7 separate regions of the Homo sapiens genome follow, and all the other regions are linked to region 1. The links are chromatin loops, found by intact Hi-C in ENCODE. Cell type or tissue: CD4-positive, alpha-beta T cell. All regions are shown on one strand.

The links. Peaks named below come from ENCODE experiments on the same cell type or tissue, not always from the same donor. Only the 100,000 strongest peaks of a DNase experiment are listed, where the experiment ranks them.
Region 2: it touches region 1 in a loop (12-fold over the local background); 89 of 110 quality-filtered maps call a loop at or near these places.
Region 3: a loop joins it to region 1, with 17 times the contacts of the local background. A loop is called at or near these places in 64 of 110 quality-filtered maps.
Region 4: it touches region 1 in a loop (26-fold over the local background); 23 of 110 quality-filtered maps call a loop at or near these places.
Region 5: a loop joins it to region 1, with 8 times the contacts of the local background. A loop is called at or near these places in 19 of 110 quality-filtered maps.
Region 6: it touches region 1 in a loop (13-fold over the local background); 72 of 110 quality-filtered maps call a loop at or near these places.
Region 7: it touches region 1 in a loop (29-fold over the local background); 25 of 110 quality-filtered maps call a loop at or near these places.

What each region holds. Positions count from the first base shown.
Region 1 is chr3:129,626,340-129,630,339 of GRCh38, reverse strand. No RefSeq gene overlaps it. Among named protein-coding and RNA genes, the nearest start is that of PLXND1, 22 kb to the right of the region's middle. RefSeq lists an enhancer at 2,443-2,552 and a silencer at 3,203-3,532. In CD4-positive, alpha-beta T cell, a CTCF peak has its summit at 2,244; DNase peaks (open chromatin) are centred at 2,249, 3,109 and 3,499; H3K4me3 peaks cover 1,781 bases; H3K27ac peaks cover 340 bases.
Region 2 is chr3:129,932,378-129,936,377 of GRCh38, reverse strand. No RefSeq gene overlaps it. Among named protein-coding and RNA genes, the nearest start is that of TRH, 40 kb to the left of the region's middle. In CD4-positive, alpha-beta T cell, CTCF peaks have their summits at 1,490 and 1,691 (motif pointing right); a DNase peak (open chromatin) is centred at 1,697.
Region 3 is chr3:129,488,740-129,492,739 of GRCh38, reverse strand. IFT122 (intraflagellar transport 122) reads right to left here. Exons shown (of 30, transcript NM_052989.3): 17 at 546-599. Among named protein-coding and RNA genes, the nearest start is that of RHO, 38 kb to the left of the region's middle. RefSeq lists silencers at 2,378-2,447, 2,854-3,062 and an enhancer at 2,160-2,454. In CD4-positive, alpha-beta T cell, a CTCF peak has its summit at 2,397 (motif pointing left); a DNase peak (open chromatin) is centred at 2,329.
Region 4 is chr3:130,104,630-130,108,629 of GRCh38, reverse strand. It overlaps the pseudogene FAM86HP. Among named protein-coding and RNA genes, the nearest start is that of LINC02021, 5.1 kb to the left of the region's middle. In CD4-positive, alpha-beta T cell, CTCF peaks have their summits at 2,231 and 2,435 (motif pointing right); a DNase peak (open chromatin) is centred at 2,439.
Region 5 is chr3:130,096,156-130,100,155 of GRCh38, reverse strand. ALG1L2 (ALG1 chitobiosyldiphosphodolichol beta-mannosyltransferase like 2) reads right to left here. Exons shown (of 8, transcript NM_001136152.1): 6 at 3,993-4,000; 7 at 2,906-2,981; 8 at 1,766-1,933. The coding sequence ends at 1,901. It also overlaps the pseudogene FAM86HP. Among named protein-coding and RNA genes, the nearest start is that of LINC02014, 3.9 kb to the right of the region's middle. RefSeq lists enhancers at 61-890, 2,554-3,385. In CD4-positive, alpha-beta T cell, a CTCF peak has its summit at 1,675 (motif pointing right); no DNase peak of the experiment used is centred here.
Region 6 is chr3:129,823,636-129,827,635 of GRCh38, reverse strand. The region is part of intron 4 of TMCC1 (transmembrane and coiled-coil domain family 1); the gene reads left to right. Among named protein-coding and RNA genes, the nearest start is that of TMCC1, 68 kb to the left of the region's middle. In CD4-positive, alpha-beta T cell, CTCF peaks have their summits at 2,287 and 2,489 (motif pointing right); a DNase peak (open chromatin) is centred at 2,505.
Region 7 is chr3:130,000,739-130,004,738 of GRCh38, reverse strand. It overlaps the pseudogene LOC124906284. Among named protein-coding and RNA genes, the nearest start is that of TRH, 28 kb to the right of the region's middle. RefSeq lists a silencer at 1,466-1,685 and an enhancer at 2,245-3,091. In CD4-positive, alpha-beta T cell, a CTCF peak has its summit at 1,568 (motif pointing right); a DNase peak (open chromatin) is centred at 1,558; H3K4me3 peaks cover 414 bases.

The DNA.
Region 1 (4,000 bases):
GACCCCCATCTCTTAAAAAAAATTCTGGTAAGTTATTACAAATAACATTAGCATACAATTCATCAAAACATAAATTTATTACAATTATTTTTGAGACAAGGTCTCGCTCTGTTGCCCCAGCTGGAGTGCAATGGCACTATCACAGCTCACTGCATCCTTGACCTCCCAGTCTCAAGTGATCCTCCTGCCTCAGCCTCTCCAGTAGCTGGGACTTCAGACACGCGCCACTATGCCCGGCTAATTTTTTGTAGAGATGGGGTTTCACCATGTTGCTGAGGCTGGTCTCTACTCCTAAGCTCAAGTGATCCTCCTGCCTTGGCCTTCTGAAGTGCTGGGATTACAGGGGTGAGCCACTGCACCCGGCCTACAAGTGTTGATAGATACTTATTAAACAAAGTAAAATGTTGTTAGCAATGTATTTCTTATACATTGATTGTTGCGCTACTACCCAAACCTCATTTAGTGCACCAGTGGATAAACATTCTTTATTTCTGTGATGAGTCAATGGTCGGCATCGTCTCTTCCAATTTCTCATTTTTATAGAGGTAAGCACTGAGAAGTCTTGTCACATAAATAAGCAAAGGGAAAGGAGGGAGTACTGGAGCAATGCAACACAATTATTCCTTTGAATTTTCTGCCCAAAATCCATAGTAATCCATCATTAAGAATTATTTTTGTTACCACTGGGTAATGGGTAAGTAAAGGTTCATTGTAGAGGTCTCTCTACTTTTGCCTGTGTTTACATTTTCCATAGTAAAAGTTAAAGAAATTATTTTTAACCTCTATTAGTTGACAAGTTGGTTGGATTATCCCCCAATTTTATTGCAAATATAAAATGAAAACCTCCTGACTCTCAGAAGGGTTTATCTCCAGTCTCCGGAGTCCTTCAAGCTCCTCTTCCTTTCCAGACCTAAAGCAATTCTTCTAACTGGCCTTTTGTCTGTCTCAGGATGGGGAGTATGTTCCCCAAAGCTGCCTTCTCAAGGAGTTGGTGCCTTTTGGGGAGTCTTGGATGCCCCATTCGAAGACTGTGGTGGGTGAATCAGGAGGTACCCCTTCGCCAAGAGCCTGGGGAAATGGGCCAGGCCAGGGAGGACGGAAGAATGGCTCCATCTCAGAATGCAAGTGCATCCTCTGCCCGCTCCAGCTCCTCCATGTGCCCTGCCCAGATCCTGGCACTTCTCACTGGAGAGGACTCGGGCCCTGCCCGGGGTCATGCAGTTATGAAGGATGAGGCTAGAACCCTTTGCACCCATCTTTTTCAAATTACTTCAGCCAAAGTAAGCTTGGTGAATAAGTTGCAATTAAAATAAAGGTGAACAAGCCTGGTGTGTTGGCATGCATAGTCCCAGCTACTCTGCAGACTGAGGGGAGAGGATCCCTTGAGCCCAAAAATTCAAGGCTGCAGTGAGCCATGCTGGTGCCACTGCACTCCAGCCTGGATGACACAGCAAGCCCCTGTCTCAAAACAAACAAACGAAATAAAATAACAAAATGAAAAAGGTGAACAACTAAATGTGATCCTGGCCGGTCGCAGTGGCTCACGCCTGTAATCCCAGCACTTTGGGAGGCCGAGGCGGGCGGATCACGAGGTCAGGAGATCGAGACCAGACTGGCTAACACGGTGAAACCCTGTCTCTACTAAAAATACAAAAAATTAGCCGGGCGCGGTGGCAGGCGCCTGTAGTCCCAGCTACTCGGGAGGCTGAGGCAGGAGAATGGCGTGAACCCGGGAGGCGGAGCTTGCAGTGAGCCGAGATCGCGCCACTGCACTCCAGCCTGGGCGACAGAGCGAGACTCGTCTTAAATAATAATAATTAAATTTACAAATGTGATCCTGGCGTGGCTCCTGGATGGGGATGGGAAGGGGATGTGCTATAAAAGACCTCGTTGCGACATTTGGTGATATTTGAGTAAGGTTGTGCAGATTAAATTATTGTATTATGGTTAAATCACTCGATCTTGAAAACCACTGGGGTTGTGCAATAGAATGTCCTTGTTCTTGGGCAATACACATTGGAGGACTTAGGGTTCAAGGGCCATCGCGCCTGCAACTTACTCTCCGATGCTTGCAATGGGGGCTTGAATATGCAAGGGCTGGGGAGCAGAATGTTAAAGCTTGGTGAATCTGCATTAATAAGGGAGGCAGTTCTCGGAACTATTCTCACGGCTTTTCTGTTACTTTGAAATTATTTCAAAACAAAACGTAAGCCTGGTCTCTGTCACCGCTTTGTGGCTGCTTCGAGGAGCGCACCCTCTGTGTCCAAGACCTTAAACTCCCTGCCTGGGGTCTGGGCTCCCGACGTTCCTGCCTACGCCGGTTTGATTGCCCTTCAAGCTTAGGTCCCTCTGCCTCTGCGAACCGCTGCAGGCCCATTTCTTGCACAACCAAAATGAAGTCATACTAATCTTGGCTTGAGAGGAGCCAGAATTTCAGAGCCTCCAACCCTGATGCTTTCTACAACCTGGGAAGCTGAGGCCCGGAGACGGAAGTGACCAAGCGCGACTAGATCTAAAGCCTTCCCGACTTCCATTTTTCTCAGTAGGCAAGTGGTCCAAGCCCCACCGTTTCCTTCTTGGATTTGAGTCTCAACTCCAGCCACTCCCCTCAAGTCTGGTCTCCCACTCTCACGCCCCTCCAGCCACTGGCCTCAAAACCACCGAGCACATCCACGCGGCCCTCGCCGACTCCCGCAGGGCTGCCTCCACCCCGCTGCTTCTTGCCGGCGCATAGCCTCCCAGAGCCTCCAATGACCGCCCAAGCGACTGCCCTCCCTCCCTCCCTCCCTCCTTCGCCTCCCCATCTGTGCAATTGAACATTCATTCATTGCCGCGGACTCGAGGCTGCCCAGTCCTCTTCCGGACAGGGCCCTGAGGACAGGACCTGGCTATCCGGCTTCGCGGTGTGTCCTCAGTGCCTGGCCCAGAGCGGCCAATTTGGCGAGAGCAGGAATCTCTGTCCCTGGTTCCTTTAGTCCCCAGCTTTGCTCCCAAGTGACCATCCGCGAGGCAGCGTCCCCTCCTTGGCATCTGCGGCTTCTAAGACGCTCAAGGGCCCAAGGGGGTGAATGAGGTGTGGGCGACTAACTGTAGCCCTGTCCTCTGGGGGCAGCATGCTGCGCAAGTGATGCCCGGCCAGGGAACGGGGTGCTGGGGCCGCAGTCACCGCAACTTCTGGGTGGAGCAGCGAGGGCCCGGGGGGCTCGGGAAGCTGGGGGTGTACCCGCAGCCGGGGAAGCGGAGGCACAGGACCTGGGCCCAGGGCTCGGAGCCCTTGCTCCCTCCAAGCGAGGCGGGACGAGCACGGGCTGCGGGACCTCCGCCCCGTGCCCCCGCCCCCCTAGGCCGGCTGGGAGCTGGCCAGGGGCTCAGAGGTCGCACCTCTGGCCGCGGGAGGACGAGGCGGAGCCGGAACGGAAGCGCGGACAATGGGCCCTCCGGGGCCGCTTCCGGCCTCTCTCTGCGGGGCGGGAGCACGGGAGAGCCTGGGGCCTGGCCTGGGCGGGGCTCGGGCGCCCTCCCTGGGTTGCCTTCGCAGCACCCCAGCCTGGGCCCCTCCCACCCCTGCCGGTCAGAAAGCAGGGACCCGCCCCGCCCCAGCTCTGTCCCCAGGCTAAGAACCTGGCACAGGCTGGCGAGTATGGAACTGGGTTGTTTTTAAAAACTTTTATTCATTGAGTTATAATTTACATCAGGAGAAGTGGCCTCAGATCTCAAATGTGAAGTCTGGTAAACTTTGCACGTTTATACCCTGTAAATGCTCTGAACAAGACATGGAACATTCCCAGCAACCAGAAAATTCCCTGGTGGCCCTTCCCAGTCAGTCCCTCCCCCCAGCCCCAGCCCTAGCCCTGGCAACTACCCATCTGTGTCCCGTCCTGTGGCCTGGCCTTTTCCAAACAGCATGTACATGGGATCCTGCAGCGTGGAGCCTTTCCAGCCTGGCTTGGAGATGCATCCTTGTGTCGGAGTATCAAGAGGCTGTTCCTTTTCGTTCCAT
Region 2 (4,000 bases), 310 kb before region 1:
GCGGATCACTTGAGGTCACGAGTTCGAGACCAGCCTGGCCAACATGGCGAAACCTCGTCTCTACTAAAAATATAAAGATTAGCCGGGCGATTAGCTGGCCATGGTGGCAGGCACCTGTAATCCCAGCTACTCGGGAGGCTGAGGCAGGAGAATCACTTGAACCCGGGAGGCAGAGGTTGCAGTGAGCCAAGATCACGTCATTGCACTCCAGCCTGGGTTGCAAGAGTGAAACTCCACCTCCAAAAAAAAAAAAAAAAAAGATGTTTGATATAAGTGGGATCATGCAACATTTGGCCTTTTGTATCTGGCTTATTCCACTAAACACAATGTTTTCAAGGTTCCTCCATGTTGATGGATGTATCAGTACTCATTCCTTTATTCCTTCTGATGGCTGAATAGTATTTCATTACATAGATATATTGCATTTCATCATCAGGTTCTCATGGTGAACCACTCATCTGTTGATAGCCATTTGGGTTATATCTAACTTTTGACTATTGTGAATACTGATATGAACATGGTTGTATAAGTATGTGTTTGATTCTCTACTTTCAGTTCTTTTGGGTATATACCCAGAAGTAGAATTCCTGGATCATATGGTAATTCTATGTTTAACTTTTCTTTCTTTCTTTTTTTTAGATACAGGGTCTCACTCTGTCACCCAGGCTGGAGTACAGTGGCACAATCACGGCTCACTGCAGCCTCAACCTCACAGGCTCAAGTGATACACTCACCTCAGCCTCCTGAGTAGCTGAGACTGCAGGCATGCACCACCATGCCCAGCTAATTTTTTCAATTTTTTATAGAGGTGGGGCCTCTCCGTGTTGCCCAGGCTGGTCTCAAACTCATAGGCTTAAGTGACCTTCCTGTCTTGGCCTCCTAAAATGCTGGGAATACGGGCATAAGCCGCTGCACCCAGCCTATGTTTAACTTTTTCAGAAATCACCATACTGTTTTCACAGCAGCTGCACCATTTTATCTTCCTACCAACAATGTATAAGCGTTCCAATTTCTCCACATCCTTACCACCACTTGTTATGTTTCATTTTTTAAATAAAAGCTGTGCTAATGGGTGTGAAAGGGTATCTCACTGCAGTTCTGATTCACATGGCCCTAATGACTAATGATGTTGAGCATCTTTTCCTGTGTTTGTTGTCCATTTGTGTATCTTCTTTGGAGAAATGTCTAGGGAGGAATCTTTTCCAATTGAGAGATGATGTTGGCTCACACCAGAGTAAGAGCAGAGAAAGTAGTGTGAAGTGGTCAGGCTCTAGGCATGTCTTTGGAGGATGGAGCAGACAGGGTTTGCTGATGGACTAAACGTAGGGTATAGGATAAATAAAGATGACTCTAGCATTTCAGGACTGAGAAATCACTGAGATGGAAGGCTTCAGGGTAAGCACGCTTGTGGGGAGGAAGAGGAGTTAGGTAGGATTCTGAGACCCCTGCAACTTGAGGATTGGAACCCTAGGAGGAATTTAATGCTTCGAGAAAGTGAACAGTGGGAGAAGAGAGGTTTCCTATCATTTACCACCAAGCTGTCTATGAGAACCTTCTAGGGTCACTTTTTCACTTTAGCAATTCCTGGTCACCTGGAGTCATTGGCCCGGCTAGACTCCCCAGTCTCATTCCTAGTTTGAGACCTTAGAGGTGGGAAATGTTCCTCAGGCTGCAGATCTAATTATGGCCTGCAGGTGGCACTGCAGAGCCAGAAATAACCAGGGCCCTGCGACGGTGGGCTACGGACCCGGGACCAAAAATTGGAGTTGAATTGTAGAAAAGCACAGTTCTCAAATCTTTGCACCAGCGGATTTGAGGACTCAAAGCAGTAAATGTCGAACCCAAGTTTTCAACGGGAAGGTCCCAGCGGGTAGCTGATTCCAAGAGACACATGCACGAGTTCATTTACCGCCGGTGAATAGTTACTGGGTATCTGTCGAGCACCTACTAAGGGCCACGCGGTGTGTTAGGTGCTGTGGATTCAGCCGTGACCAGGAAAGACTCAGTGCCTGCCTCAGAGTTGTATGGAGGCTGAAACAACAAGAAACACACCAACAAACAGATAAAATAATAAGATAACTACAGATTGCATTATAGGGGAAAGAAACGGGATTATGTGATGGAGAATAAGGGAGGAAGGGAATTATGTGAGGAGATGAAGCTTGGGTTGAGACCTGAAAGGTGAGAAGAACCCTGCAGCCTCTCCAGCGGCCCTTGCCAGATAAGTAAACTGGAGTTGAGAGGGAATCTCTCAGTTTCTGTGGTCGCACAGCCAATCACACCCAGCATCACTATTTGAAGTCAGGCCCTGCAGACTCTGAAAGGGGCTTGCTAATGGCTGTCGGGAAGACTGGGTGAAGTAATGAGGGCAAAGCCCTTAGGACAAAGCATGGCAGCTAATCGGTGATTTCTCAAATGGAAGCAGAGTTCTCAAAGAAACCTCCAGAACACACCCAGCCTTTCCTGCCTTTGCTGTGAGGCCAGTGGGAAAAAATGTAATGATGCCAGGTAAGACTTGCACCACTGACATTATAATGATGCAAACGTGTGTGCAAAGGTGAGGTGGAGACTCCTGGCTTCTTCAACTCTGAGAGAAAGACAGGGCCCCAGCCAGGAGACGTGTGCCCGGGAGCTCTGCCCTGACCCCCAGGAGTGGGCTGGGAGCAGGAGGCCAAGGACCCCAAGGGCGCAATCCAGGTGCTGGCCCTGAGCAGGTGAACTTCCCATGTGTGGGGACCTAGTACTCCCTGCCTGGAGGTACCTGACCTCCACATCCCACATTCCAGGGAGAACCAGGGCTTTCTCTCCAGCTGTGGTGGGCCACTCACTTGCCCCACTAAAGCTACAGAGACCCTCCTCACACACACTCACATGCTTACACATAAACACTCATTCACCCCATTTCCATTCACATGTCCACACACTCAGATGTGTGAACTCACACACACATACATGTGCTCATACCTTAATACTCAAACATTTATATCCACATGTTCATACACTCACACTCAGTCACTCACCCACGTACAGTTGCAGATACACTCAAATGTTCACAGGTTCACTCATACACTTAAACCCATGCTCAGTAATACACACATTTGTATAATCATAATTCAAACATATATATTCAATCTGCTCACACACATTTGCTCTCAAGCATTTACCTACAGTTACACACTCTCATGAACTCACACTCATCCACACACATAGTTACACACACAGATTCAAACATTCACAGGCTGATATATTTGTACATGCTGACTCACATCCAATGAACACACGCTCACAGACACTTGGCTATTCACACACATTCACACAACACACACATGCACACACCCACACTTCACTCACTTACTATTTATATTTCACAGTCATACATGTACTCATTTATATGCACATTCACACATGCTTGCAAAGATGTTGACTTACCCACTCAGCCATACCCGTATACACACAACATTCACACCTGCTCATACTCAGATTTGACTTACATACACACACTTATACTCAAGTGCTCAGACATTTACACTGATATACTCACATAGACTCACATATTCACACACATATGAATATTCATGCCCACACACTCAAACATTTACACACATTCACTCATCAGGGAGATGTGCCCAATCGTCTGACCAATCAGTAGCATCAGGAAGGCATTTCCTTTGTGTTCACATCTGCACCCTCTGTGGGTTAGTGTGCTGATTGAATGATGAGAGATTGCCCAAGAAAGGATCCTCGACTCTGCCAGGAGGTTCTTGTAGCATCTCCCCAAGAACACCTTTCTCCTTGGGGAGTAGCCCCTCACTGCTTGCCTTGGGGTCCCTGAGAATAATCGTGGGCTGAGAGTCAATGGAGCAAGGGCCAGGCGTGTGGTCTGAGAGGTAAGAAGGAATGAGAAGAAAGGGAATCACAGCCAGACATCTCAGGAAATCTCAGAACATACTCTATGAAATCATCATTCATTGGCCCCTTCCTCCCCCAAGTGTCAGAACCT
Region 3 (4,000 bases), 140 kb after region 1:
TATTGGGTTTGGATGACAAGGTCAATATTCTCAGCCAGAAACAGTAGGGCTAGGGGTTGCTCCAGAACTCTGGGGCGCTCAGTTCAGACTGTGGGCCTTGCTCCCCAGGTCCATTTCTGGGGAATGGAGCTCAGCTCATGTGCATTTGGGAAACTCCTCCAACACTATCAGATTACTGGAGTCTGAGAGGATGGTGACCAGCTATCCGCCACCAGGAGGATGCAAACCAGTTCCTGAGAACCTACTGAATCCTCACAGCAGCCTGTGAGGTAGGTCCAATCCCTTTTCACAGACTAGAAACCCAACCCTGGAGAGATCCGGAACCCATGTGCCTCACCCAGCTATCACACAACAGCTCACACTACCTGCTGTTGTCTCCCCCAGTGTGGCCACTCTGCCCCCGGAGCAAGGCTGTGGCCCAGATGCCCAGACGCCAGTGAGCTCTGTTCCCATGTCCTCAAGGCTCTTGCCTGTTAGAAGGGCTGCCCCTAAAACAGGAACCCCAAGTATGCCTTCTTGAGAAGGAAAAATGCTTCATCTTTTACCTCAATGCTGCTGATGAGCTCTAAATATCGGAGGTCTTGTACTCTGATGAAGGCCTGTGGCGAAGAAATAAAGAATAAAATAAGCTGTCTTCTTGGCTTCAAAAGTGGGTGATTGGCTAGGGGTGGGAAGTCAAGCTCTATCTAGACAGTGAGCCACAGAGGAGAGGAAGGGAGCAAGCACAGATTAATCATCGTGCGTGCAGGAGGTTATACCACCCAGCGAGGCATGGCTTTATCCATGGGATTGGACCATGTAAAGAACAGCAAAGACATCCCAGTTGCATCAGTCATTTTGAGATCAGGTAAAACAAAACCGTGATGCCACAGTCTGTGGCGGTGCCTCCTTGGGAGACTCTAGACCCAAAGAAGAACAAGCCGGTCTGACCCTCTGGGGGGTCACGCAGCATCACAGCAGGAGAGGATGAGATGCATGGACTGATGAGAGACTGCCTATACATCTTGGCAACATGGGTAGAATGCAGGGGACAGCTATGCCTACCCAGTGGTGCCACAGACACAGGGGACCCAGAGCCCCTGGTACCACAGAGGGAGCAGAGGAGGGGAAAGCTGAGAGGGTATAAAGACAGATTCTGGAAGAAGGTGGAGGGGTAGGGAATGAATCCCACCAAGTCTGTGGAAGGCAAACTCTTTATGTAAACCCTAAAATTGCAGCCCTTGCCTTGAACTCACAGTAAAGCCAGAGACTTTAACTCATGGACCTCTAGAAGTTTCTGAGGAACAAGCAGACTGGTGTTAGCTAAGCTAGTTTTGCTGCTTTCAGATTCTGCCCAGGGTTTGGAGGAGCACAAGCCACCAGGTCAGGCTGCTTTCAGGTGGCTTTGCTGTCACCATTTATTGCCCCATTCAAAATGGGCTGACCTGTGCCTAGAGGAGGCAGCAGCTCCAGAGCCCTTTGAACTGAACACGCAGAGCAATCCTGACCACTTGCAGCCTCTGCTCAGCAGCATGGCATCCTCCCTCCTGAAAAGACCTCGGGAGATGAGCAAGTCCCCGGCCTGCCTTGCAGGTGACCACAATGCAACTTTATCTTTTCATCCCACAGGACCAGGCTTCCTGTCAAGAGACTGAGGACCCAGGGAGAAACATGTCTCGGCCCCTGTCCCCCTCCACAATTCAGAGGTCCACATTCTAACAGGGAAAGCTGGTCAATTAAACAGATCATGACACCTCCCAGAGCTAAGAGCTCTCCAACTACGAACCACATGCCTGGAGAACACGGATGAATGGTCTGAGCATGAGCAGGGGTGGGAGGCAGCGTTAAGGGAGGCATCAGAGTCAGAACCTGGCAAACAAGTGTTTGTGAAGAGGAATTCGTAGAAAAGGGCAATGCGGGCATCACATGGGCCAAGGAACACAGGGCTAAGACTACCTGTGTCCCAAGCTGTAGGTCTTACACATCACCCTCTAGATCTGGGTTTCCTTAAAGCGCCTTGAGAGGGCAACCCTGCAAAGCCCAGCACAGTGGCCAAGAGGGAAAGGAGCATTCGAGGTCTGAGTCCTCGCTCTGAGCCTACTTCTCTGCTTCTGGGCTCCAACCATCTTCTTTGTGGAAAGGGGCCTGCTACTGACACCCTCTCAAGGGTCTTTCTAGCTGTAGCTCAGCTGTGCTAGTGTCTAGGATTTGCCCATTAATAAATCTGTTTCCGAGTTCCTTCAACCTGACACATTTTGCAGCGTCAGGGTGCCTGGTCAGAGTCACAAGGCCCCTGAATGAGCTCAGCAGAGGGAAGCCTGGGAATAGGGAGGAACCTGCAGCTCTGCTCAGGGTCTGGCGGGAGCTCAGCAGCTCTTCTCTGCCATCTAGTGGGGATGGCTGTCCATCTCTAGGAACCACTATATCCAAGCTGGTGAGCCTGAGTGCCTGGCACAGAGTAAAGAGGTGGGGTACTCGGGATTTAGATGAAATAGTAACATCCAGCCTATCTTCAATATCATGTGGCTTTTTCAAAACAGCATGTTGTACACAATAGATATATACCACATACACTTACTTTTCAACTATAGTAAATCTGGCTGGGTGTGGTGGTTTATACCTGTAATCCCAGCACTTTGGGAGGCTGAGGCAAGAAGACTGCTTGAGCCCAGGAGTTCAAGACCTGCCTGGGCAACACAGTGAGTCCCCGTCTCAATATTTAAACAAATATATAAAAATATATATATTTATAAAAATATCAGTAAACACTCATATTAAACCTTGTGGCTTTTTACAATCCTTTCTATTCTAGGGATTTGTCGTCTCCCTCCCTGCTGGCATTTCTGGGTGGGGCAGGAGAGGGAAGCTCCCTCCATAGAGATGCCTCCTCCCTCCTCTGAATTCTTTTTTTTTTTTTTTTTTAAGTCAGAGTCTTGCTCTATGGCCCAGGCTGGAGTGCAGTGGCACCATCTCGGCTCACTGCACGCTCCGCCTCCCAGGTTCACGCCATTCTCCTGCCTCAGCCTCCGGAGTAGCTGGGACTACAGGCGCCTGCCACCATGCCCGGCTAATTTTTTGTATTTTTAGTAGAGACGGGGTTTCACCGTGTTAGCCAGGATGGTCTCGATCTCCTGACCTTGTGATCCGCACACCTCGGCCTCCCAAAGTGCTAGGATTTACAGGCGTGAGCCACCGCGCCTGGCCCCTCCTCTGAATTCTTACAGCCTCCTCCATCTCCACTTTCCTACACTGAGGACATCTAAAAATATAATCTAGATCATTGTTACACAACGATCACTTCCCTTGTTTAGTAATGGCTAGCATCTGCACAACCATCCCTGATTTAAATTCCCCTTTACAACATCTCAGTTAAGCCTCATGACTGCAGCGGGCATTCTCACCACCCCCATTTCAGAACTGGGAGGACTGGGGCTCCAAGGAAAGTGGCTGGCCTGAGGTCCCAGAGCCCCTTATGTGACACAGCTCGTTCTCAGCCAGGCTTCTTAGTCCTGGTCTGGTCCAGTCTCCTCTCTTCATGCCTACAAGTCTTGATCTAACCCAAGGCGGGCATCACGTCCCTCTTTGCCACTCCTTCAATGTCAGCCCGGGAATATGGACAAAATGAGCAGCTCATTAATTGACTGTGGGGAGATAAAGAGGGAAGGGGTAGGGGAGTGGAGGTTGGAAGCCATTCCTTCCTCCATCTGAGGTTCTAGATGGAAACACAGCTCAGGAACATACCTGGGCTTTTCCTTATGTGCAGAGAGGGGTCAGATGTTTTCAGCCATCTCTCTAGCTTTCATAGACTAGGCCAGGAAAGGACACAACGAATCAAGTCCATGAATCCCGCCATGAAGGTACGTGGGAAGTGCCCACATTGCTGTCAGAATCAGAGACCTTGACCATCTCTCCCACCTTAGTTGGCAGATGCTAAGAAAAGCAGCATTGTGTGCAGCATCATGGCCAGTGACTACACCGATAATAAAAGCCGCCATTTACGGAGTGCCTGTGATGTGCCAGG
Region 4 (4,000 bases), 480 kb before region 1:
AGAAAAGACAAAGCAATAGACTCCCTCCCAGAAAGAAGTGCACCAGAAGAATACATTTTCCATACAAACTCAGGGGAGGCAGACATCCTCCACCCCCACCCACCCAGCCCATCCTAGGAGCCCCAGTGAAGAATTCCTGTGCTAGAGGTGAACCAAGATGATCCACTTGGAAAAGATGCAGCCACAGCAGGGAAGACTTTCGGGGCAATACAGTAGGTCAGGGCTTCGAGCATGGAGATACCTGAAGTTATCTCGCACCCTGCTCTGAGTTTCACCCTGAGCCTCACTCTCGTAGGTGGTGAAGCATGAAATGTAGGGAGAGCTGCTTTAAAACCCAGCACAAGGCTGGGTGCACTGGTTCACACCTGTAATCCCAGGACATTGGGAGGCTGAGGTGGACGGATCACCTAAGGTCAGGAGTTCAAGACCAGCCTAGCCAACATGGCAAAAACCCATCTCTACTAAAAATTTAAAAAATTAGCTGGGCGTGGTGGTGCACGCCTATAGTCCCAGCTACTTGGGAGGCTGAGGCAGGAGAATCGCTTGAACCCAGGAGGCGGAGGCTGCGGTTAGCCAAGATCGGGCCACTGCACTCCAGCCTGGGCAACAGAGAGAGACTGTGTCAGAAAAAATGAAAAACCAGCACCAGCATGAAGAGCCTGTGTATTGCATGGGGTACTTTGCTGCCCTTGGGCAGAATCTGCATCCCTCCCAGCCAGCAGGCACTGCGGACTGTCTCCTCCCTCTCCCTCCAGGCTCCTGTTTTCCCACCGTCCCCACTCCTGCTGCACCAGTGCATCTGCCCTCCTTTCCAAGTGCCAGCCTGTGGCCACCTCAGAGCTTGCACCAGCTGTTCCCACTGCCTGGAACTTGCTCATCCTGCACTTGGCTTCTCTCGGCTTTAGCTGGAGTGTCACCCTGAGCGTCCCCTCCCCTCCATCCTGTCCCCAGGGACACACACTCCAAGAGAGCAGTTGCCGAGTGGGCCTTCCCGCCTCTTCCATAGAGCCAGACAGTTGGCGACTGTCCTTACTGCAAGCCCTGGTTCACACTGGCTCCCCTGGGAGGGAGGTGGTTTAGGCCCACGTGCCCTGTGTTCCTGCTCAGAATGGGCATTAGAAATGCTGCAATATCCTGTGCCACTGCAGTGGAAGCATCTTTAGGAAACGGCTTATATCTTAAGACAAACTTCAGATGCGTGGGGCCAGAACGCCGTGTCCATCTACATCTTTGCTGAGGGATCGGGTAGCCTGGAGTTTGCCCTCTGCTGTGTTGGCTTGAAGCTCATAGGAGACTTAAGACGGGCTCTCGAGCAACCAACGTTCTGTCCTTTGCTGTAGACTGTGAAGCATCCTGTGTGTGTGAAGCACCCGCCATCAGTCAAGTGTGCCCAGTGCTTTCTCTCAGAACTCATCAAAAATGTCAGCAATGGGCAGTGTCCGCCCAGTAGCTGGACAGCATAGCCACCTGCGTGCTGGAGCCCCCGTCCTTCCCAGGCCCTGGGCCTGCTTTGCCAATACCAGCATGGCAGGGGCCTCCCCAGGCAACTGGCTGCAGCTGAGTGTGACCCATGGGAGACAGTGCAGGGCAGGAAGAAGGGGAGACCAGCGTCTCTCCCTCACTCTGCCTCATGGGGTTTCCACAGCAGCTGCTTCTCTGGGGCCCCAGCTCCTAGAATATGAATTCTCATTCCTACCAGGCTGGTCCAGCCCACAGCACTGGAACCCTCATCCACACCCTCTGTCCTGCCCGCTGAAGGGTTTGGAGTTTCCTGCTCTTGTCTGTCTCTGGGTTGCCCCACAGGCCCCTGTTGGAAGATTTAGCTCTTGCCATACCTTTGGAACTAGTTCCTCTGTGAATTCTCTGCATTGATCCTGCTGGAATGAGCTCTTTCCTGACTGATACAGGATGGATTTTATTTTTTACTTATTTATTTAGTTTTTTGAGACAGTCTCACTGTGGTGCCCAGGCTGGATTACCGTGGCACAATCTCGGCTCACTGAAACCTCTACCTCCTGGGTTCAAGCAACTCTCGTGCCTAAGAAGCTGGGACTACAGGCACACGCCACCATGCCTGGCTAATTTTTGTATTTTTAGTAGAGATAGAGTTTCACCATGTTGGCCAGGCTGGTCTCGAACTCCTGACCTCAGGTGATCCGCCTGCCTCAGCCTCCCAAAGTGCTGGGATTACAGGCATGAGCCACCACACCTGGCCTAGGATGGATTTTAAAGATGGGCCCAAACATGCAGGGTTTGACATGAGGATGTCGAGAGGCCGTTCCTTAGTAGGCAGTAGCAGACCTGCTGAGTGAAAGGGCCACACTTTTAGCAAATAAACAATCCCCTGCTTCTCCAATACCTGCTTTCTCCCTAGTCCTCCCCAAAAGCGTGCATCTGTGTTCACCAGCAGGTCTGCCCTGTGCCACCAGGAGAGGGCAGCAGTCACCCAGTGTACCCTGCTGCTGCCCTGTGAATCCTAGGATGGGACCAGCTGTGGAGAAGCAGCCTGCTGACAGCCACAGCCTGCAGCATGGGCCGCCCTCACAGTTCTGCCTGGGCTCACTTAAAAGCACCTTTTGTTTTCCTCCTCTCTGTTTGATCCAAACACAGAGCTCTCTGTCATGGTCACGTGGCAGCTCTCACGGAATCCTTGTTTCCTTCCCTAGACTACACCTAACCCTAACCTCTCAACACCTCTTGTTGAAGGCCCTCCCATCCAGGTTGCCCTACCAAGTGAAATTTTTTTTAGAGACAAGGTCTCTTGCCCAGGCTGTCCTCGAACTCCTGGGCTCAAGCAGTCCTCCCGTGTCAGCCTCTAGATTAGCTGGGACTATTCGGCACACACCACCACACCCAACGAAGTGAGTATTTTATATGCCAGCTGGCTGGTATTACACCATTCCATCCCAAATCTCCCCTCCAAACTTGGTGAAAATCATCTGACCATTTTTACAGATTAGAACGAAAGCAAACAAGCTCTCACTCTGTCTGCCCCCAGCACGAGGCTGTCCACACGGAGCTTTTGGACGAGCTGTACGAGGCGCTGGCAGAGACCCTGATGGCCAAGGAGTCCACCCAGGGCCACTGGAGCTATTTGCTGGTATGAGAAGGGCACCCTCCTCCCCCTCACAGCCCAGATACCCTTCCTGCACAGACAAAGTGAAAACGTGGGTGTGGGTTCAAATCCTGACTCACCCATTCTGCAGTCTTAGACATGAGGTCCGTTAACCTTCTTTAGCCTCAGTTTCCCTGTCTGTAAATCAAGCACTTCAACAACAACAGCATGTCTCGTGGGGTTGTTGGGTATTTGTCCAATAGGTGACACACACTACCTGCTTCACAAGGACCTGGTGCCCAGTCCTCAAAGAATATTTGACAGGGCTGGACATGGTGGCTCACGCCTGTAATCCCAGCACTTTGGGAGGCCGAGGCGGGTGGATCTGAGGTCAAGAGTTCGAGACCAGCCTGGCCGATATGGTGAAACCCTATCTCTACTAAAAATACAAAAATTAGGCCAGGCGTGGTGGCTCATGCCTGTAATCCCAGCATTTTGGGAGGCTGAGGCGGGGGGATCACCTGAGGTCAGGAGTTTGAGACCAGCTTGGCCAACATGGTGAAACTCCATCTTTACTAAAAATACAAAAATTAGCGGGGTGTGGTAGTGGGCGCCTGTAATCCCAGCTACTCAGGAGGCTGAGGCAGGAGAATCTCTTGAACCCAGGAGGTGGAGGTTGTAGTGAGCCGAGATCACGCTATTGCACCACGGCCTTGGCAATGAGAGCGAATCTTTGTCTCAAAAAAAAGTACAAAAATTAGCCGGACATGGTGGCACACACCTGTAGTCACGGCTACTTGGGCTGCTGAGGCAGGAGAATTGCTTGAACCCAGGAGGCAGAGGTTGCAGTGAGCCAAGATCATGCCACTGACTCCAGCCTGGGTGACAGAGCTCAAAAAAAAATAAGATAAAGCATAGATACAGAAAACCACAAAGGAAAAACAT
Region 5 (4,000 bases), 470 kb before region 1:
CTGCACTCCAGCCTGGGTGACAGAACAAGATCGTATCTCAAAAAAAAAAAAAAAAAAAAGAATCATTCTGGCTAATGGCTCTTCAGACATCTGTGCTTATGAGAACACCAGCCCCTTCTAAGCGTGTGTGTGTGTGTGTGTGTGTGTGTGTGTGTGTGTGTGTGTGTGTGTGTGTTTTGAGATGGAGTCTCACTCTATCACTCAGGCTGGAGTGCAGTGGCACAATCTCGGCTCACTGCAACCTCCGCATCCTGGGTTCAAGCAATTCTCCCGCCTCAGCCTCCCAAGTAGCTGGGATTACAGGCACCCACCATCGTGCCTGGCTAATTTTTGTATTTTTGTAGAGATGGGGTTTCACCATGTTGGCCAGGCTGGTCTCGAACACCTGACCTCAAGTGATCCACCGGCGTTGGCCTCCCAAAGTGTTGGGATTACAGGCATGAGACACTGTGCCCGGCCACTTTCTAAGCTTTGTGAAGAGTGGGTTGATGGAACAGCCAGGTAGATGTGGGTTCAGATCTCTGCTTCTGTCCTGCTGTGCCACGTGCTGGGGCAGACTCGGGCAGAGAGTGGACAGCTGCATGGTGCCTGCTGCTAGCCATTTCTATGTAAAACCAGATTTCTGGTCCCTTCCTGGAGGCCAATTCTAGGTACTTGGGTGGGCCTGGGAACCTGTGAACCAAGTAAACTGACTTAGACACTCCCCACCCCGCCAGGCCTGTCCTAGCAGCCCCACACAATACGCTCATGTCCTGTCCCCAAACACCGCCATCCTCAAACACGTGCTCTGTTTCCAGGCTGGGCTGGGATCAGATGGGAAGCGGAAGCTCATCATGACCAGAAACTGTTTCCCTATGGAGAGCACTTGGAGATGGCAATGCTGAACCTCACACTGTAGGACTCATACACGACTCCAACGGGATTGTTAGAATCAAATCACTCTCGTGGGAAGAATTTTTATATGGGAAAGCGGATAAAACTTTCATTGGACTGGAATGTTTGGAGAATGTTAAATTCCAAATCAGGAACCACAATCTGCCCTCTAATAAGACATCGGCTATCTAAGCATGTGGGTGCCCCCTTTCTGCCAGCAGTTCTGGTTCTTAAGAAAATCACCATAAATCAGACATGAAAATTCTGGCTCCAAAAATAGCATTTTCTTTGTGCAAATAAAAACGTGTGTATCAAGTATGACGTTCCCCCAACGTGGACACACTCGGTTCCTCACAAAGCCAAGCCCGCTGCAGCTGCCACATCCCTGGACACACTCGGTTCCTCACAAAGCCAAGCTCGCTGCAGCTGCCACATCCCTGGACACATTCGGTTCCTCACAAAGCCAAGCCCGCGGCAGCTGCCACATCCCTGGACACACTCGGTTCCTCACAAAGCCAAGCCCGCTGCAGCTGCCACATCCCTGGGCTTGTGGTGCAGCAGGTGCTTTTCTCAAGACAGGAATCAAAGTGTTAGGAACATGGCAGAAAGGTGACACCTGGAGACCAAATGCAGGATGAGGAGTACTGCAGAGGTCACAGGGAAGTCACAGAACAGTAATACGCTAGCAGGGACATGGGGCGTGAAGAACAGAAGAAGACAGGAAGCATTTCTGAGACTCCAAAGAAGAAATCAGGGCCAACCACAGCTTCCCGGGTCATTCACCAGGTGGCACCACTGCCGTCATTTCAGCTTCTGGCCACTGGGAGGCGCTGCTTGAAAGGGTTTGCCCTGAGACTCCAAGAAGAAGCTGCGGGAAGGACAGCAGGGGCCCTGGGGTTTTAGCCTCTGGCCCAGGAGTTATGTGTCCATAACCAAAGGGAGCACAGTCTGCACCCAGCTCTCATCCCATCAGAGCTGCTGCGACTCCCGCAGGTTCTTCCGGAACTGGTTTAGCTTGCCTTCAGGATCAGGAAAGTTTGAGAAAAGCATCTGCAAAATACTGAAGAGCAGAGCTTACCTCATTGCCTGTCCCCACCCCATCCCAGGTCACCACCTGGATGACCCCAGCTCCCCGACCCAACAACAACCCCTCCCAAGTCCCTAGCTCCCTCACTTGGACTTGAGACCCTTCACACCCCAGCAGCGCTCCGCCTCCATCTTGACATGCTTTCTGGAAACTTCCCCGTATGTCCCACTTTCCCACACTTGGTGCCCTGGAGCACCTTCCGGCCTCTACATGATGTACGTTCCCCTGTGAGCACCCTCCTCTCGGCCTCTGGCCAACACAGTCCCACCCATCTGTGGGTAACAAGGGGGTGTTCTTTTCAGCCTTGCTAAACTGTCTGAATCAAGGATCACAAACTACAGCCTGCAGGCCAAATCCAGCCCACAGCCTGTGTTTGTAAATAAAGCTTTATTGGAACAAAGCCACACCCCTTAATCTACAGATGATCTGTGGCTACTTTCACACCACAACAGAGTACCATGGTTCTGACAGAGACTGGGGGACCCAGTCTAAATGACTTCTGACCTGGACCTTTACTGAAAATCCTCCCAATCATTCTGTTGACAAGAATGATGTATTACTTTTTGCAATAAGAAACAAGTAACCTTTGCAGAATTCCACCCATCTTTCAAGGCTGGTCCCAGAAGTTCCCTTAGCCCACGCACTACCTGATCCTGATCACTTCCTAAACTGCAGCCTGGCCCACCCGGCTCCAGCATCATTTGTGGAGTCTCAGCTCCATAAATCTAGAGGGCAGGTGGGGTTGTGTCCTAACTTTACCGAGCCTACTGTACCGAAATGGGACAGCAGAGTAGGCCAGCCTCTGTGACTTCTGCTCCCTCCCTAGCTTTTCCGCCAGACCCCGCATGGTCCCACCCTGGCTGTGTGAAACAGGGATCAGGGAGCATGGCTCGGTGCCAGTCTCCAGAACCCTGTCCACCCTGGCGTGGTGGCAGACATGGCTACCTGCAGCTGAGCTGCCAGTTCCTCTGAGTCCTCAAAGACCAGGCGGTTTTCTTCATGTTTCACCAGCTCATGTAAACTGCAGAGAGAACAAAAGGAGCCCGAGAGTTTCCTGGAGAAGACACTAGACCCCTGGGGTGCCCAGCTGGGCTCCCACCCACCCCACGCTCAAGCCAGGCTGGGGGTTGGAACAGGGTGTGTGGCTTCTGGGAGGTGGTTCTTAGATTTGGCATCTGAAGGGTATAAAAGCCTGGGGGGGGTGCACATCAAAATGGTCAAACCGATTTGAGGAGAGAGCCTTAAGGAAGGTTTGTACCTTCTGTGCTGGATGCTCTTCAAGGACTGAAGAATTATTTTTGCATGTTTTTCTTAATTCCATGGCCAAGGAACAAGTAAAGGCAACCCCCTGGGGACTGGTTCAGCACATAAAAGATGACTTTTCTAGGACACCAGATTTGATCCCGACATTCCCTCAGCTCAGCTCACACGAGAGGCTCACATCCCTGAATCCCATCCAGGGGCCGGCTCCTGAGCAGGGGCCAAGGGCGCAACTTTTGCTGGGGCTACTGCTTCTAGAATCTCCTCTAACTCCACCCTTCCAAACACCCGTCTATGCTGGGTGGAGTGAGGCCACAGCATGACACTCATTTAACTGATTCAAACCCACCACGTGAGCTTGGCCAAAAGGGACATGGTGGGAGAGAAAGAAACAAAGAAAACCATGTAAGCCTGCAGGCAATTCCCGCCAATTCTACTCTAGGAGCAAAAGCCCCGAGTGAAGTTCTGTTATTTAAGGTGCTTTTTTTTTTTCATACTGGGTTGGTGCAAAAGTAATTGCCATTTTTAATGGCAAAAACCGTGATTACTTTTGTACCAACCTAAATGTAACATGAGCTCTAAATGGAAGCAACTACTTCAGTGAGGCTCAGCCCAGCCACAGTAACCGCAGGGCTCCTCCTCGTGGCCTCCAGTGTGTGCTGGACTGACCGAGGGGCAGGGCCTCACTGTGGGCAGCTCACTCTGCACTGCTTCCCCCTCAGCGGTGGATCTGTGAAGCTATCCCCAGAAAAAATTCGGGTTCTGCTCCTACCACTTGAA
Region 6 (4,000 bases), 200 kb before region 1:
TGAATGCTTAGAATTATATTCCTATTTCCTTCCTAACATAGTGCTATATTTTATTTTATCCTTTCGTTAAAACCTTAAGTATATTTCATGTATTCTTTCTGTATATTTGAGGGTCAGTTTTATGGTAGAGCAATAAAGATGCTTTGTTTCTTATTGTTTTGATTTTGCACATGGAGATGGCTTTCTTACATTAATGAATGTAGTGAATAAAGTTCTAGAATCTGAGTTTGTGCTTACCATGGAAGTACACTAAGTTGGTTATAATTTTCATATACTTTGTAGTACATCAGCAGCATTCATTTTACATTTTGCATGCCACAGTAGAGCATATACATTATTATAGTGTACTATTAATAAACAGATTGTTTTGGGTTTACCCAAAACCAGGCATATTAAATCTAGGAGAAACTTTTTCCATATAACTCTCAGTTATGGTTAGTTGAGGCACATAGAAGAAATAGTCCTGCTAGGGTTTGAAAACTCAGGTACGCGTAGCCATGCAGGTAGTGACAATGAGTGAACTTAGGTGTTATGGAGCTTGGACAAACTGAGGAGTTCCTGCTTTGTTTAACAGAGGCAATGTCTTAGCTTTAGCTGATGGTTGAAATTTAGTACTGTGGGCACAGTCTTGCCAGAGCTTCTGATTTTTTTCAAGAGAAACTGGAAATCTAGATGGGAAATCTCTTGATTTTTAACAGATATGCAAGCCACACTGAACACATTTGTGGGCTAGGTCTGCCTTGTAAGTTACCATTCAACTATCTTTCAGCATTACTTTTGTGTATTCCTTAAGGTTTTTGTTTGATCGTTTTCATTCTGTGTCTGCTTGCGGTACAGTTAGGTTTTTTTTTATTGGATATTAAGTTACCTGGAAATATAAATACTGAGTCTAGTACCTTAAACTTTTCCTAAGGTTTTTTTTTTATTGGATATTAAGTTACCTGGAAATATAAATATTGAGTCTAGAACTTTAAACCTTTCCTACCTAAATATGATATTTAAAACATATAGATAATGGACAGTAAATCACTTTAAACCTGTCAAAATAATGATGTGAATTAAAATTCAAAAAATTTAAATGGGGAAAAGTACCACATATTTATGTGTATATTCATTTTATTTTTTTTGGAGACAGGGTCTTACCCTGTCACCTAGGCTGGGGTGCAGTGGTGTGATCGTGGCTCACTGCAGCCTTAACCTCCCCAGACTCAGGTGATCATCCCACCTCAGCCTCCTGAGTAGCTGGTACTACAGGCGCATGCCAGCATGTCTGGCCAATTTTTTTTTTTTTTTTTTTGTAGAGAGGAGATTTTGCCTTGTTGCCCAGGCCAGTCTCAAACTCCTGAGTTCAAGTGATCCATCCACCTCAGCCTCCCAAAGTGCTGAGGTTACAGGCATGAGCCACCGTGTCCAGCCTATATTAGTTATCTTTGAAATAAAAAGAATATTTGGTCACTGATTACCCAAACTAGTTGGCAGTAAAGATTGACAGTGCAGCTATGTACCTTGTCTTAATCTTCAGCCTTTACCAGAGAACATTAAGGAATTTACAGCTAGTGATTCTGGGATTATAGACTTTTATGTTAAAAAGAAAAAGTGTAAGTAAAGCAGATTTTATTGGAAAACTTCAAGAGAAAGAGGGCAAAGTGAGAACTTTTTTCATAACATTGTTTCTTTAATGCTTTGTCAACTTTATTAGCATATGCTTACAGTAAAATCCACCAGTTTTAAGTGTACATCTTGACTAGTTTTGAAAAATGTGTAGTTTTATAGTAACACAGTCATTATATAGAACATTCCCATTACCCCCAAATAATGATTTCTCATGCCCCTTGGCTGCAGTCAGTCCCTCTTACCCAACCGGTGGCCTCTGGTAGCCGCTGATCTGCTTTCTATTGCTATAGTTTTGCCTTTTCTAGAATTTCCTAAAAAATTAGATCATGCAGTCTTTTGTGTTTGACTTCTTTCATTTAGTGTAATACTTTTCAACTGTTGTTGATTCAACTGTTGTTGAATGTGTTGATAGTTTGTTCCTTTTTATTGCTGCACTCCAGGCTGGGCAACAAAGCAAGACCCTGTCTCAACCCCCTACCACCCACCCCCACCAAAAAAGATAGATGTAAACTTCGGAGCTTCTAAAGGGAAAGTTTGGAAGTTATGGATTCAGGTTCTCTATTAAGGTTAATATCACTTCAGAGCTCACTATATCATCTTCTTATTTATAGCCAGATTTAGGAAAAGCAGTGTATATTAGGCTGCAATGAGGGAAGCTTTTTGGATTACTTATAGGCAGAAGGAAAGGGAAATTTTTGTAATGCCTGGCTGTACCTGGAAGATAGAGAAAAGTGGAAGAAGTTTGAGGGAGATGTATGTGTTCAAATAAAAAGATTTCTAAGTTTGAATTAGTTGAACTGTAAGCAAAACTAGTAATGCAGGTGTACTGTTCTCCCAGTGGGGAAGAAATGAAGCGGGGAAAAGGATAATTCATTTTGTTGACCACCAGGTGGTGCCCTAGGTGAGGATTGGTAGGTGGAAGTGAGGGGATGGATGCCTGACAGGACATTGATTAACCCCGGGGTGATAATTTAATTAGTACAGGAAGTCATTAGGATGTGGGCTAGCTTGAGCACAGTGACTATTAAATAGTGATAGTGCTCTTATAAATATTGAGCTGAATTGATAACTGTGGAAGTGGAATGGACAATAGAAGAACAGGTAGGATTTGATAACAATGTTAGAATAAAAAATTTTAAAATCTGAAGTTTGCTTGGGAGAATCAGAAAATATTTTCCATTTCCACTAAACAGTTGAAAAATTGTATTTTTTAAGGAAAACCATTTAGTTTCAGTTGGGTGGCTGACACCTACTATGAAGAGAATGTCTTATAGGCCTTTAATAATACGGAACTGGAACAGTGGGCATAAGTTAGAAATGAAGATGTATTTTGGCTTTCTCATTGTTCTCCCTTAAAGATACTTTACGTAGCAAAACTTGATTGCCAAAGCAAGTAACTTACAGGTTTATTGACCCTACCTCTGAAAGCCAGAATGTTTATGGCTATGTCCTTTCCCCCAATACTGAGTTTCCTTTAATATAAATATGTATTCATTGGCCCCAAAGATATTTTGATTATCCTTAATGATCTCATGTGGGCATCAAATATAGTTCTTGTAAGAGTAGAAGTGAAGGTACAGATAAGCTAACTGTTCCTAACCTTGGTAAATTTGTTATGCAAAGTGTAATATCATAGGGATGCTTCTTAAAGTTTGTTTCTGTTTGTTTGGTTGGTTGGTTTTTTTTGACACAGAGTCACGCTCTGTCACCCAGGCTGGAGTGCAGCGGCATGATCTCTGCTCACTGCAACCTCCACCTCCCAGTTTCAAGCAATTCTCCTGCCTCAGCCTCCAGAATAGCTGGGATTACAGGCACACACCACCATACCCAGCTAATTTTTGTATTTTTAGTAGAGACAGGGTTTTACCATTTTGGCCACGCTGGTCTCAAACTCCTGACCTCAAGTGATCCACCTGCCTCAGCCTCTCAAAGTGCTGGGATTACAGGCATGAGCCACCGCGCCCAGCCAAAGTTCATTTGTTTGTTTTTTAAGTCTGAGTTACTTTCTTTCTGTTCAGAGCCTTTTATGATGAAGGCTCAACGTAATGGAAAGTAGAGTTCACTCTTTAACCTCTTTTTCCTTTATACAACAAAATGGTCCAGGCTTTAGGGTAATCAGACTCCTAAACATATATAGTATGTGACCTAATTTCTGCTTTTCTCTTTTATTCATCAGAGATTTGGGTACTTTATCAATAGCTTTGAATCTTAGGAGTAGAGGAGGAGAATTTTAGTATCCAAAGTCCACTACTCTTTGGTTTATCCAGAACGCTAATATAAGGTCTTGCTTCCAAAGAGTCATAGATAGATAGACGGAGGGATAGGCCAAGATTGTGTTTTGTGTAAGGTAATTACTATTGCAGACTGTTTTTTTGTTTGTTTGTTT
Region 7 (4,000 bases), 370 kb before region 1:
TCTGTAAAATGGGCATCCTAATAGCACCCACCCCCAGGGCTGCTGTGAGGTATAGATGGATTAGCATATGGAAAGTAATAGAAGAGGGTCTCAAAGCCCATGTGTGGTTATCAGAATTATTTCATGACAGGGGAGAGCTGGAGGAGAGAGGAAGGTGCTGAGCAGACCCATGTGCTCCCCCACCAGTGTTTCCTGAGCACCTTCTATGTGCTGCCCACTGTGAGAGCTGTTAGGGTTGAAATAGGGAGCACAGCAGGGTAGGGGCTGCCATCAGGAGCTTAATGGAGAGACCATTGTGCAACATGGTTCCAGCGCTTGGGGTGGGGAAGCTCAGGGAGTACAGGGGCCTAGGATCCTGGGCAGAATCATGGGAAGGACACAGCCTCCCCAGCCTCTCCTGCCTCCACTGCCTCCCGGGCCTCCTCTGCTTCCCTGGCCTCTCCTGCCTTCCTCGCTTCCCCTTCTCCCCCGGGCTCCCCAGTCTCCCCTGTCTCTCCTGCTTTTGAGGTAGGCCAGGAGCTGCTGGTGCTCACTTAGCCTGTCCTGGACTCTTGGTGTAGCACCTCAGTGTCCAGAAAATACCCCCGGGTTCAGCTGATCACACAACCAAAGAAGAAGCTCCACACTGACACTAAGGGTGCATCCTGGGCTCATTCATCAGGGCATGCCTCCAAAATATTTCTCCACCTCTCCTCTCTTTGCCCACCTGCATTGTCTCTGTGCCTGAGCCCTGGCTGGGGGCCTGCAAGGATCCCCTATCTCCTCTGTCCCTGCACGGCTGGGTCCCAGGCAATCTGTCTGCCCACCACACCTCTCTCCCCTCGCCCACCACGCTCCAGCCCCACAGTCCTCCTTCTGCTTCTTTCCCAGCCTCTGGGCTTTTGCACACGCTGTTCCCTCTGCCCGAACATGCTCCACTGGGCTGAGAACAACTCTCTGAGAAGTCTCTCAGCTGTTGCTTCCTTTGGAACAGCCGCTGCTGCTGTCCCTCTCCCAGCTCCAAGACCTGCTGAGCCTCCTGTCTTTTTCAGTTCCCATGCACCCAGCACTTCTCCTTGGCCTCCTTTTGCCCAATTGACAATGTCCGTTCTCAATGCCTCCTCACCCAGCGCCGAGCCCCACTGGGTGAAGGCAATGCCTGTCATGTCCACCACAATATCCCCTCCCCCATCACCACGCCCGGTCCACAGAGATGCTCAAAAAAGATCTGTTGGTAGGCAATGCGAAGGTGCATTCATGTCATCCTGCAGGCGGAATTCTCCACGAGTTTTGAGCAGCCTCGGTTTTCCCACCACCTCCAAATCATGGAAGACACAGGGTAAGAGCAAAGACAAGGTGGCTGTGGCCGATGTCCACCCTCTCGGGGCGTCCCTTCTCTTCTCTCCTCCTTGGGCAGGGAGACCATCGGGGTGCAACCTGGCTGGGGCGGGGTGGAGGTGGAGGGCCTGGCCGGAGCGGGCCTGGCTACGGGCAGGGGACAGCGACCGCCTAGGCCAGGGCAGGTGAGGGCGGCGCAGGCCCCGGCCCGGCGTGTCCGCGGTGCGCGTGAGCGGCCAGCAGAGGGCGCCAGAGAGCCGGGAGCGGCCCGCGGAGGAGCCCGCGCCGGCCCCGATGCCCAGCTCCGCGCCGCGCGGACCCACCGAGCCCGCGCTCAGACGCCCCAGCTCCGCCGAGAGGCCGCTCTCGCCGGGTCCTTCCTCTTCCCCAAGTGCAGGCAGAGCCCCCGGAGCCATGGCCAGCCCTTCCGGCAGCTCCGAAGCCACTGGCAAGCCCCGAGGCAGGGATGGCCGGCCCAGGAGGGAGGAGGACGACGTCCCTCCCGGGGAGAAGAGGCTGCGGCTGTTGCTGGAGGGGGGAAGAGCACAGCCCTAGGACTGCGAGGACGGGGAGGACGCGCCGCGGCCGGGCAGGGAGGAGACCGGCACCCAGACAGGTGGCGACGGCAGAGGAGTAAGTGACGCGGACGCGGGGGTCCGGGGGTGCCGGGGACGCGGGGTAGGGGCGGCGGGAGGCTCCGTGGCCGGCCCCGGGTTGAAGTTGGTAACTGAGCGGCAACTCCGGCGGGCGCGGAGTGACAGCTCGTGACGGCCTCCGAGACGCCAGCTGCCCCTTCTCGGCTGTGTGGCTTCGACTTCCTGATTCTCCCACGACGTCCCTGGCCGGGAGACCCGCTGGACTCTGCGGCTAGCCAAAAGGGGAGGGGGAGCCCCGCGTCCTGGGGGCCCCCAGCAGGGGAAGGGGCGGGGGTTGCGCTGGGCATCCTGTCTGGGGCATCTGTCTGGGACTCTGCCAGTGCCTCTCACCTGGCGAGGGGCTTGTGGCGGGGGTAGGGGGGAAGTCCCTGGCGCCAGGCTTGGCCAAGCCCTGCTCTGCTGGGCTGCGGGCTGGCGGCGCTCACCCAGCTCCTCACCTGCCCCGCATCTTCCTGTTTTTCTTCCCTTTCTGGTTGGGCAGCGGGAGTTGAGAGGAGGCAGATGGCTTCCATCCCAGAAATCGCTCTCCTCTTTCCATTCCTACAGAGAGGGACAGAGAGGGAAAGTTCCTTGCATCCCCCGGGGCGCTGTCCCTGTGAGCTCCCGGTGTCCTGCACACGTGGGCCCCTGAGTCACCGGGCCTGTGTGTGTGCGATGGGGTTCCGTGGCCAGCCTGGCCTCCTGGGGTTCACTTTCTGCTTTCCTACCCCAACTCTTCCTGTGTGGCTTTGCTGGCCTTCCACTGGGGAGGCACGTGGGTTTGGAGGGCAGATGAGGGCCCGCTGGAGAGCTGTACCCCTCAGTGAGGGCCGCCACCTTGACGGTTTTTGATGGATAATGCGGTTGACCTCTTTGTTCCTTCCATATGTTTTTATGTTTGACCATTTGCTCAGCTGAGCTTGTCTTAATCATTTGATTCGTGGTGAATGAGCCCCACATGGGAGAGAGGGCGGCCTTCATTCTGAACCCATTTAAGCAGCACAGGCAGCCCTCTTCGCCATGGGCTGCATCAGAGCCCCCCCTGCCCAGTCTTGGGGTTGCTCCCGAATGCTGTCTGGGAGACTTGCTCATGGTGACATCCTCATCTCCCCCTGCACTTTACTGCATTCAGAGCTTGGGTCACCTGGACACTGAACTCAGGTGAATTTTCTCTGAGATCCCGGGAGAAGGAGGACAGTTCTCTGGAAGGTTTTCCAGGGCCGATCACGGAAAGGATGAGAAGGGAGAGGTCCTGGTCGGGACACAATTACGGTGGCAGTGTAACGCCGGGACACTTTATTGCGTGAAGTCCCTCTCACTCCCTCTACCTCCCTCTTTTACGTGGACTCTGCCAAAGACCAGGATACCAGAATGCAGTGGAGTGACCAAGTGTAGTGGGACCTTGGGAACGCGAGTCTGGAGCCAGGCGGCTGGGGTTTGCATCCTGGTTCTGCCCCTCCTTAGCTGGCTGACATGGCACAAGCCACTTACCCTCTCTCAGCCTTACTGTCTTCAGTGGCAAATGGATCGGTCAACAGGCCCCATTGCCTGGGATTGTTACTGCTAAGATTAAGGGAAGCTTGTCCATAGAAGCACTTAGCGTTGTGCCTGGCACATAGTGTATGGTGGATAAATGGGACTTAGGACTGAAACTCATGCCTTGGTGTGTTTTTGCAGTGATGTTTTGTTCTGGGGTGCATCACAAGAGACAAGGTTCTTGGCCGGGCGTGGTGGCTCAAGCCAATAATCCCAGCACTTTGAGAGGCCGAAGGGGGAGGATCGCTTGAGCCCAGGAGTTTAAGACCAGCCTGGGCAACGTGGTGAAGCCTCATATCTACCAAAAAAAAAAGAAAGCCAGGTATGGTGGTGTGTGCCTGTAGTCCCAAGTACTTTGGAGGCTGAGGTGGGAGGATTGCTAGAGCCTAGAAGGTCGGGCTGCAGTGAGCTGGGATCATGCCACTGCACTCCAGTGTAGGTGACAAAGTGAGACCCTGTTTCAAGGAAAAGAGAGAGAGAGAGACAGACCCACAAGTGTTTTAAGCCAGAAT